Regions from separate parts of the Homo sapiens genome. Here region 1 is linked to region 2. Evidence: read pairs that join two places in POLR2A ChIA-PET (ENCODE). Cell type or tissue: PC-9. All regions are shown on one strand. Each heading gives the region's core, and the rest is flanking DNA. Links, peaks and the distances in the headings are about the cores only.

What was found. Peaks named below come from ENCODE experiments on the same cell type or tissue, not always from the same donor. Only the 100,000 strongest peaks of a DNase experiment are listed, where the experiment ranks them.
Region 1: POLR2A ChIA-PET joins it to region 2 with 10 read pairs; 2 of 35 experiments call an interaction of 5 or more read pairs at or near these places.

What each region holds. Positions count from the first base shown.
Region 1 is chr14:38,120,488-38,125,870 of GRCh38, forward strand. No RefSeq gene overlaps it. Among named protein-coding and RNA genes, the nearest start is that of SSTR1, 85 kb to the right of the region's middle. In PC-9, for the core only: no CTCF peak of the experiment used is centred there; no DNase peak of the experiment used is centred there.
Region 2 is chr14:38,008,310-38,013,692 of GRCh38, forward strand. The region is part of intron 3 of LOC105370456 (a long non-coding RNA gene); the gene reads right to left. Among named protein-coding and RNA genes, the nearest start is that of LINC00517, 110 kb to the left of the region's middle. In PC-9, for the core only: no CTCF peak of the experiment used is centred there; a DNase peak (open chromatin) is centred at 3,032.

The sequences.
Region 1 (5,383 bases), core at 141-5,140, 110 kb after region 2:
TGACAAGGGAGCTGTTGAAACTACCTAAAGAAATTACAAAGCATATTTGTAATTAGAAGTTGTGGACCACTCTGTAACTAAGTAATGAGAACAAAGAAACAGATATAACTATTTATCTGCAAGGGTACCAGAGAAATACACTACAGTATATGCTAAATAGAGAACCTTCCACACACAATTTCCACATGCAGATACTAGGGGCTCTTTGAGGAGCCCAAGTAAAGAGGGAACCTCTTTGTCAAGCATATTTTCTTTAAAGAGGGTGAAAATTTCTGGCAATAACTAAACTATTGACCTTCCTGAGATTAATTAGGCCTTTTGAGGTAACTGGAAGATATAGGATCTAAACTTTGTCATGTGCTATCCATCAGGAAGACATAGCTTTTTCTTTAGACTACCAGCTCTACGTGAACACATATGAAATTAATTCTGCTTCCAATTTTATTCTCTCTATTCCCTTAAGTCTTATTCTTTAAGTAGTTACCAAGCTGACATGGTTATGTTTGGAACAATAGGCATCTTTACAATTACAGATTTATAATAGAGAGAGAAATAACATGTTAGCACACAAAACTCAACTCCTGGAAAAAGAACTAAGGCAAGCTTATTTCTCATTTTCCATGTAATGTCTATGACAGAGTCTTAGTGTAAAGAAAACCTAGAAAGTTTTTTGAGGAACAAAATTATTTTGCTTTTCCCAATGTTAAAAATTTCAAGATCAAAGCTATTGCATTCCTTTATTCTTGCTTTTCTAATTATCAAATATTTGCAAAATGCCAAATTTGGGTTTTTGTTTATCACAGGAGATTATTGCACAGTGCAAGGCTAATTCAGTGATCATGGTGCTTCTGCAGCAGCAGTGTTAGTTTTACAGTGATGAAGAAACTGCCCTCAACATTAATCCCTTCTTTCTTGCTTCAGTTAGTGTTTTGATTCGGTCTTTAATGAGTCTAGGTCTGACATTGGCAGAGTCAGCACATATTGCTTACTCCACCCAACAGAGCAGATTAGGACTATAAATCTCGTGGAATAAACTGCTTGCAAGCATCCTTTGTTTAGATATTTGTTCTGTTGTAACTACAGATGAGCATGCATTCTGGTTCCTTTATGCTCTGGGGAAATCGCATGTGTCTTTGAGAGGCATTGTCACTCTGAATTAACATTCACTTCCTAGTAAGGCTTTTTTCCCCCCAGATTTTAATAAATTCCTCAACTCATTATTAGAGAAATTAATTAATATGGTGAAGTCAGATGGAAAGTGTCACCCTTAGCCTCCACACTTTCTATCTAATAAAAATCAAGTAAACAGGAAGCTAGAAATCCAGAGTGGTTTCCTAATATGACTGGTTTCTTCGATAAAGTTGATGTTATGTTAATATGGGATCTAACTGTTCTGCTACTAACAGATTAGGCACTTAAGTACAGATTATTATAAATTTCTTTTTTTGCAGTGCATTATTTTATACACATGAAGTGTAATGTTTTTATTGGTCTATTTTATATTATGTTAATCTAGTTCCTTAAAAAATACTTTTTCTTATACTTTCATTTTGTAATTTCATTCTCAATTTCAAATACTCTATCTTTGTGTGTGTGTGTGTGTGTGTGTGTGTGTCAGTGTTTGGCTTTGACTTCCAGAATTAGTGAAGACATATTTTTTCCAATTTAGGAATACTATCAGAGTCAACACTTTATCTAACATTAAAAGTGAAGTTCAAGCTGAACACAGTGGCTCATGCCTATAATTCCAGCACTTTGGGAGGTTGAGGCAGGAGGATTCCTCAAACTCTGAGCCCAGGAGTTCAAGACGAGCCTGGGTAACATGGCAAGACCCCATCTCTACAAAAAATAAAAATAATTAGCTGGGCATGGTGGCACGCAAATATGGTCTCAGCTACTTAGGAGGCTGAGGTGGCCGGATAGTTTGAGCCCAGGTGGTTGAGGCTGCAGTGAGTCATGATCCTGCACTGGATTCCAATCTGGGTGACAGAGCAAGATCCTGTCTCAAAAAAAAAAAAAAAAAGCGAAGTTCAAATATATGTAGTTCTTAAAAACTTAGCTCAATCAAATGGTAAGTAAGCAGCAACAGTATCCTAAATGTACTAAACAGGATATATGTTTGACAATACAATAAACGCTCCATAAATGTTTTTGACATTATTATTATGTATAACATGGGTTACTTAGTCCTTGACCCCAAATTTTACTCAGCTTCAATTTTATTTCAAACTTGGAAACTTCACCATCATCCATAAAGTTAGGCTGAATCTTCTGTCTCCAGATATAAGTGAATAGGCACAGACCTAGGCATAAGCCAAATAAAAACACTACATGTACAGGGTTGAGAATCATTACAATCTCAGTTTTACAGTCTAGAAAAGTACGTGTTGAGGCAGATACGCAGAGACACACTCCTGGTGGAGCTCAGATCTTTACTGCTTAGACCAGGGTTTTTCACAACGTATTCCCTACTCCGGTGGTTCCAATGTTTCATGGAACATTAAAGAATGTGTATTTGGGAAACCAGACTAAAACTGAGAAGTTTTTCTTTTCCAAGTAAGTTCATTAGAAAATGTTGTCCACCATCTGCTGTCACCTTGTTTCACTGAAGCAAGTCAATTTAATGCTGAAAACATAGGACATAATCTCAAAATAAATGACAGTTCTTGAATTGAATAAATTTAGTGCTATGAAAAACAAATTGCACTGCTCTTACTCTTCCCATTCTCCTGGGGATGGTACTGCTTTTCTGTCCTAAGCTCTGAGATTCAATGTAGTTTTAAAAAGAATATAGTATTTGAAATCATACTGTCCTCAGGTTGAATCTTTGTTCTTCCATGACCCAGTGCAAATCAACTTAACTATTCTGAACTTCTGCTTCTTTGCTTCTATAAAAAAAAAAAAAAAAAGAAATACCGTAATAAAATCTAGCTGTCAGTTAAGTTGTGCTGAGTAAAATAGAATATTTAAAATACCTGGAACTTTGGCATGAACAAATAAAGCCTAGAAAACTAAACAACATTGCTTGTCTTTGCAAAGAGAATAAAAAAGAATGTGAAAACTACAAATAACCGAAATTCCATTAATGGAAGAACACGTGTGTAAATTTTGATATACTCAAACTATGGAAAATCATGTAGCTATTCAAAAAATAAACTGGATTTATATATATTGACCCACAAAGATCTCGATGATTTAGTTTTCAGTGGAAAAAGCAAGTTGCAAAGTAATATGTATAATATAATCTTATTTTGAAAAGGTATTAAAACAAAACCATGTGCATACGTTTATGTTTGGAGTATTTGCATAAGCAAGAGAAAAATTTGAGAAAAATATATTCACCCACTACCAACTTCAGCCATTCACGCAAGTTCCACCTTCTCACAATGATGTTTTCTGATGGCATCAGTCAAAACTGTTCATGTGCACACATCCCTGTCCTATCACCTTCTATCCGCTTCCCAGTTCGATTTTTCTCCAGAGCTCTTATCATTTCTGATATAATATTTATACTTACTCGGTTTGTAATGATCTGTCTTTCCTCACTAAAAAGTAAGCTCCAGAAAAGCAGATGTTTTGTCTGTTTTGTTCCCTGCTACGGGCCTGGCAAACAGTGAAGAGTCAGTATGTAACACAATTGTATTGAGTCAATACATAACACAATTGTTGAGGCTGTTGGTCTTAGAAGAGGGCAGTGGTGGTGGAGAGGGGATAGGCATTTAGTTGACTTTATTTTATACACCCGGCTGTGTTTACATTATGTGAGATGTACAAATTGCTTTTGAAATCTAGGAGAACAATATAGCAATGTATTAAAAAGCAAAACACATAGTATACTTCCTGGCATTATGTGACACTCAATAAATGATCTTTCTTTCTTCTCTCTCAAGCTCCTCCTAATTTCCTCAACTCTGTAACTTATGTTTTCCCCTCTGTGGTCAGAAAAGAATTTTCTGTCTTTTACAATTTACTGTAAATTTAAAATGACCTTTTACCATTCTCAAGGTTGTTGGCATTTAATTGTATAACAAATTTGTTTTGTTTTCCTCTGGCAAAGAAAGTAGAAAGCAAGGACAAAACGGGTCTCCGGGGGTAGGCTGGGGAGTAAATCTGGTTTACACGGTCACAAAGTGATAAGGGATAAAAATAGTGAGGCAATAAGGAGGAGGAGAAGGAAGAGGAGGAGTCTGTTGTGGGCTAGAGAAAGCAGATAACAGGGGCTAGGCCTTATATCAGTAGAGAGAGTCTGGACATTCAAGATAGGTTATTACTAGGAGGAAGGAGGCTGATGTGGAGAAATGGGAAGAATGATGAGTGTCTGATGCCTATCCTTAAGACCTCCTGGTTATCACAGAATTATGGTCTTTCAGATCTAAAAAGGCCCATAATATCACCTACTCTACTGCCTTCAATTTACAGATAAGGGAATTGAGGCCTCATGAGTTGAGCCTCCTAGTTCTTGCTCAGACATTTCAAAAATGGTTATACTTGTGGAGGGTACGGTTCATTATCTCCTCTTCCAAGGGAATAGGTATATGATTTTTCAGAGCTTGGGGTAATGCTCAGTTCTAAGCTCCTGGGATGCTAAGGAAGTAGCCACTCTTATGGGAGAGTTACTATTTGAATTGAGAGGTGTATTAGATCCCACAGGATCCCACAGGATTCCACAGGATGTCATATCAGAAGGCAAGGCTTATGGATCTGAACCTCTAGTCAAGGGGTCAGTAGGAAATCAGCTCAGGGTGGCATGAAAAGAACTTCCACAAGTCTCCACTTCCTTATCCACTTCCTAAGATTATCTTGCCACTGAATCCCATTAACAACTGGGATATCTTACCAACATAAACTTTTGGAGCTTTTTTTGCTCTATTTAGAGATTGTTTGTGTTTCTTTGTAGGTTATATGAATGTTGGGCTGAAGAGAACAGGTAGCTTAAAAATTATGTTCTCTAAACCTTCACCACCAAGCTGAAAAGGAAATGAATGTCAAGATCAGCTGCATAGGATAATAAATTTGATTAGCAGAAAACGCTCATGGTTGAGAACACTGGGACAGGAAGCAGCAATATACTGTGACTGGTGAGGCAAAGCTGAATGTCAGCGCTTAATTGCAAGGCAGGAGGCCATTATCCATTGGCAGCAATTCCCCCGGTGACTTTGTTTGTTTTATAACAAATTATTAAAGCGGTGGGAGAGCAGCATGCTAGGTAGCAACAGGCTGCCTCTGACAGGAGCTGTCTCCTGCTTCCGGGTACTGCAGCTTCATGGCGCCAGCCTTTGCAGGCTGTGGAGCCTGAGTGAGATGCAGAACATGTAAGGGGCCTACGCCCAGTGTTTGGCACCTCTAGGATTCTACTCACAGACGTCTGGACGTCTGAGGATAG
Region 2 (5,383 bases), core at 130-5,129:
ATCCATTCACCTGTTGATTTTTTTTTTCAGTTTGGGGCTATTACAAATAAAGCAGCTATGAATATTTGTATATTGGTCTTTGTATGGAAAATATATTTTTGTTTCTCTTTGGTAAATACCTAGAAGTAGAATTACTGTTAAACAGATGCATATTCAACTTTTTAAGACACTTTCAAGTAGTTTTCCAAAGTGGTTGTATTATTTTACATTCCACCAGCAATATATGTGAGTTCCAGGCACTCCACATCTTTGCTTACATTTAATGTGGTCCATCTCTTATGTTATTCATTCTAGAGGATGTGTAGTGCTTTCTTACTGAGGTTTAATTTTGCCTCTGATGACTAATGATATTAAGTGCTTTTGCATGTGCTTAATGGTATTTGTATATCTTCCTTTGAAAAATGCCTGTTTAAGTTTTTGAATCATTTATTGGGTTTTTATCTTTTCATTATTGAGTTATATAAATTCTTTCTATATTGTATATGTCTTTGTCAGATGTATGTTTTGTGAATATTTTCTGTCAGTGTATGGAGGAAATTTTTATTAATTCGAGATGGAGTCTTGCTCTCTCACCCAGGCTGGGGTGCAGTGGCATGATCTTGGCTCACTGCAACCTCCACCTCCTGGGTTTAAGCAGTTCTCCTGCCTCAGCCTCCCGAGTAGCTGGGATTAAAGGCACATGCCACCATGCCCGGCTAATTTTTGTATTTTCAGTATAGACAGGGTTTCACCATGTTGGCCAGATTGGTCTCAAACTCCTGACCTCGTGATCTGCCTGCTTCAGCCTCCCAAAGTGCTGGGATTACAGGCATGAGCCACTGCGCCTGGCCCAATTTTTCAGTTTTCTAAATAATTATTGATTTCTGTGTCATCAAAAAATCTCACCTCTTAAGATCTTGAGGATATTCTCTTATGTTTTATTTTAAAACTTTATAGTTTTAGGTTTTACATTTAGGTCAAGGTTCCAGTTTGAATTAATTTTTGAATGGGGTGAAGGAGGGGTCAAGGTACACTTTTTGAGGTCAGTTTGGATGTGTGGGTTTAAGGTGTCTTTGAGAACCTAGGATAGAACAATTAGGATTATAAACATAAATTCAGGAATGATTATCATTTAAGCACATAAGCTGTAGTTGACTTCTTATACATGGGACACAAGGATCAGGCAAAGGTAAAGGTAAAGGATTAAATGAAGACTTAAGCGTTGCTGCCACTTACAGGACCAGTGAAGGAGAATAGAAAGCATCCAGGAAGATGGGAGTGGTTTGAGAGACAAGATTGAGAAAATTTCACACAGGAGGGTAATGTCCAAAATATCAAATGCTGAATGCAGGTGAAGGAAGAAAAGATCAATATTAACAGGACTGTGTTTGTTTGTTTGTTTGTTTGTTTGCAAGTAACAAATCTGACTCAAACCAGCTTTGATTAAGAGACAAATATATGGACCAGGTAGTCCACTAAGAGCAAAGATAGAAGCTGGTTTTCTATACAACTGCACCAGAAAAGAGAAGACTTCTGGACTCTGTGTTTCTTAAGTTTCCTTCCTGCATGTTGGCTTCATTTTCTCCTGTTATAAATCAGCAGTTCAGTGAAAGACAGGGTAATTAATATCTCTTGGCTTAAAATCTTACAGCTTCTCCATTATAGAGTAACTGAGGCTTTCTCTATTTCACTTTTTTTTTTCTCATCTCAGTTAAAAAAAATAATCTCTGGAAGGGTTCTTTTTTTTTTTTTTTTGAGACAGAGTCTTGCTCTGTTCCTCAGGCTGGAGTGCAGTGGTGCGATCTAAGCTCACTGCAAGCTCCGCCTCCCGGGTTCACGCCATTCTCCTGCCTCAGCCTCCTGAGTAGCTGGGACTACAGGTGCCCGCCACCATGCCTGGCTAATTTTTTCAATTTTTTAGTAGAGACGGGGTTTCACTGTGTTACCCAGGATGGTCTTGATCTCCTGACCTCGTGATCCACCCGCCTCGGCCTCCCAAAGTGCTGGGATTACAGGCATGAGACACCACGCCTGGCCTGGAAGGGTTCTGAGTAAGCCTAGCTCTAGACAAATCCCACTGCCTGGATAAGTGTTATGAGAGATGTGATGCCAAAGATGGCATCTCCAATTGGAAATATAGTATAATGTAGCAGTTAAGAGTATAGACTCTCGAGCTGCCTGGCTGGGTTCAGATTTCCAGTCACTCACTTACTAGCTATGTGAAAAAGTGATATAGTTTGAATACTTGTCCCCACCCAAATCTCATGTTGAATTATAATCCCCAAGACTGGAGGTGGGGCCCAGTGGGAGGTGTTTGGGTCATAGGGGTGGATTCCTCATGACTTAGTGCTGTCCTCATGATATTGGGTGAATTCTTGTGAGATTTGGTCATTTAAAAGTGTGGGTACCTTCCCCCACCACTCTCTCTCTCTTGCTCCTACTTTCATCATATAATGTGTCTGCTCCCCCATCACATTCTACTGTGATTATAAGCTTCCTGAGGCCTCCCAAGAAGCCAAGCCAATGTCAGCATCATGCTTTCTGTAAAGCCTGCAGAACTATGCACCAACTAGACCTCTTTTCTTTATAAATTACCCAATCTCAGGAATTTTTTATAGCAATGCAAAAACAACATAATACCAAAAAATTGGTACTGTGGGGTGGGACATTGCTATAAAGATACCTGAAAATTTGGAAGTGACTTTGGAACTGGGTAACTGGCAGAGGTTGGAAGAGCTTGGAGGGCTCAGAATGTGGGAAAGAGAGTTTCTGGGGTGCCAGATGAGTTGGTCTCCCCTGTGTGAGAGGGGAGCCATGGGTGGCCTCTGAGGAGAAAGCTCTCCTTATTGCCTTCATGTCTTTCTGCCCCGAGATCATAACTGCTCAGCAGCATTCCACAGGTTGCTCAGGGAGATAACACTCCCTTGAAGCAGTGGAGTATAATCAAACATCTTGGCTCCATCTGAAACCTACTCCTATCCATTTCAGTCTTGATAAGTTAAAGATATTAAGTAGTTTAGGCACATGCCTTTGCTCAAGGAAATTCACAGAAACCACTACTGCTATACATCTTGTTGAATGACTCATAAGTTCTCCTTCACTGATTAATCCTTTTCCTCATCCCTTCCTACCCCTCCCATCTGCCCTAAGAACAAAGAGCTTGTAAACCAATAAATTAGGCAAAGCCAAAGAGCTCTGGGCCGTGAGCAAGCCTCTGACACTCCAGTCCCCTGGACCAGCCTTTTAAACACTTATTCTGTCTCTTTCTAACTCCTTTGTCTCTGCCGGACTTGGGGAACCTGCCGGGTGGTGTGGGGCTGGTTTCCCCAACACAGAAGAAGACAGCAAGATGGGGAAAGTTTGGTACTTCTTAGAGACCAGTTAAATGGTTGTGACTGAAATGTTAATAGTGATATGGACAGTGAAGGCCAGCCTGATGAGGTCTCAGATGGAAATAAGGAACTTATTGAGAACTGGAGCAAAGGTCACATGTATCATACCTTAGCAACAAACTAGGCTACATTGTGTCCATGGCCTAAGGCTCTGTGGAAGTTTGAACTTCAGAGTGAATGATTTAGGGTATCTGGTGGAAGAAATTTTGAAGCAGCAAAGGATTCAAGGTATGGCCTGGCTGCTTCTAACAGCCTAATTCAGATGTGGGAATAAAGAAATGACTTGAATTTTGAATTTATATTTAAAAAGGAAGCAGAATGTAAAAGATTGGAAAATTTACACCGTTGCCACATAGCAAAGGAAAAAAAAGCTTTTTCTGGGAGAGGAATTCAAGCAGGCTGTGAAGCAACCACTTGCTAGAGATATTTACATAACTAAAAGGGAGTAAAATGCTAATATCCAAGACAATGATGGGAAAAGGCCTCAAAGATATCTTTGGGATCTTCATGGCAGCCCCTCCTATCACAGGCCTAGTGGCCTAGGAGGACTAAATGGTTTCATGGGTCAGATCATGCTGCTCTGCACAACCTCAGGACACTGCTTTTTGCATCCAGGCTGCTCCAGCTCCAGCTGTGTCTCAAATGAGCCAAGGTATAGCTCAAGCTTCCATTTTGGAGAGTGCAAGCCATAAGTCTTGGCAGCTTCCATGTTGTGTTAAGCCTGCAGGCACACAAAATGCAAGAGTAAAAGAGGCTTGGCAGCCTCTTCCTACATTTCAGAGGGGTATGAGAAAGCCTAGGTGCCCAGACAAGAGCCTACTGAAGGAGTGGAGTCCTCAAAAAGAATCTCTACTAGGATGGGACAGAGGGGAAATGTGGGATTGGAGGCCCTACACAGATTTCCCACTGTGTGTGGGGTACTGCCTAGTGGAGTGGTGAGAAAAGGACCACTATCCTTCAGATCTGAGAATGGTAGATCCACCAGGAGCTTGCACTTTGCTCCTGGAAAAGCCTCAGGCGCTCAACATCCTGTGAGAGCAGCCTTGGAAATTTTACCCTGCAAAACCATAAAAACAGAGCTACCCAAGGCCTTGGGTGCCCACCCCTAGCATCAGTGTGCCCCGGATGTGGAACATGGAGTTAAAGGAGATTACTTTGGAGCTTTAAGATTTAATGACTGCTCTGCTGGGTTTTGAACTTGCATAGGGCCTGTAGCCCCTTTCCTTTGGGCAATTTCTCCCTTTTACTCAATTCCTATATCTCCATTGTATCCTTGAAGTAAAAAACTTGTTCTGAAGGGCCTTGCCTTGTCTCAGATGAGACTTTGGACTTTTGAGTTAATGTTGGAATGAATCAAGACTTTAGGAGACTGTTGGGAAGGCAAGACTGTATTTTACAATGTGAGAAGGACATGAAATTTGGGAAGGGCCAGGGGTAGAATAATATAGTTTGGATATTTGTCCCTTCCCAAATCTCATCTTGAATTGTGATCCACAATGCTGAAGGTGGGCTGGGTTGTGGGTATTTTTGGTCACGGGGATGGATCCCTCATGTTCTGGTGCTGTCTTCATGAAAGTAAGGTCTTGCAAGATTTTAAAAGTATGCAGCACCTCCCCACAACTCTCTCTCTCTTGCTCTTGCTTTCACCATCTGACATGCCTGCTTCCCCTTTGCTTTCTGATATGATTGCAAGCTTCCTGAGGCCTTCCCAGAAACTGAGCAGATGTCAGCACCATGCTTCTGTAAAGCCTGCAGAACTATAATCCAATTAAACCTCTTTTCTTTATAAATTTCCCAGCCTTAAGTATTTCTTTACAACAATGCAAAAATTTCCCAATACAGGAGGGGAGACTATAATTGTCCTTTGTGTAAACCGAAGGGCATCTGGAGGATTGGCACTGAGCATATGACAGTGACATCCAATGAAAGGTGGATGTAGAACCCAAACTGAATTGCTTTGTGAAGTGAATGGGAGGTGGAGAAGTAGACAATGAACAAAGACAATTCTAGAG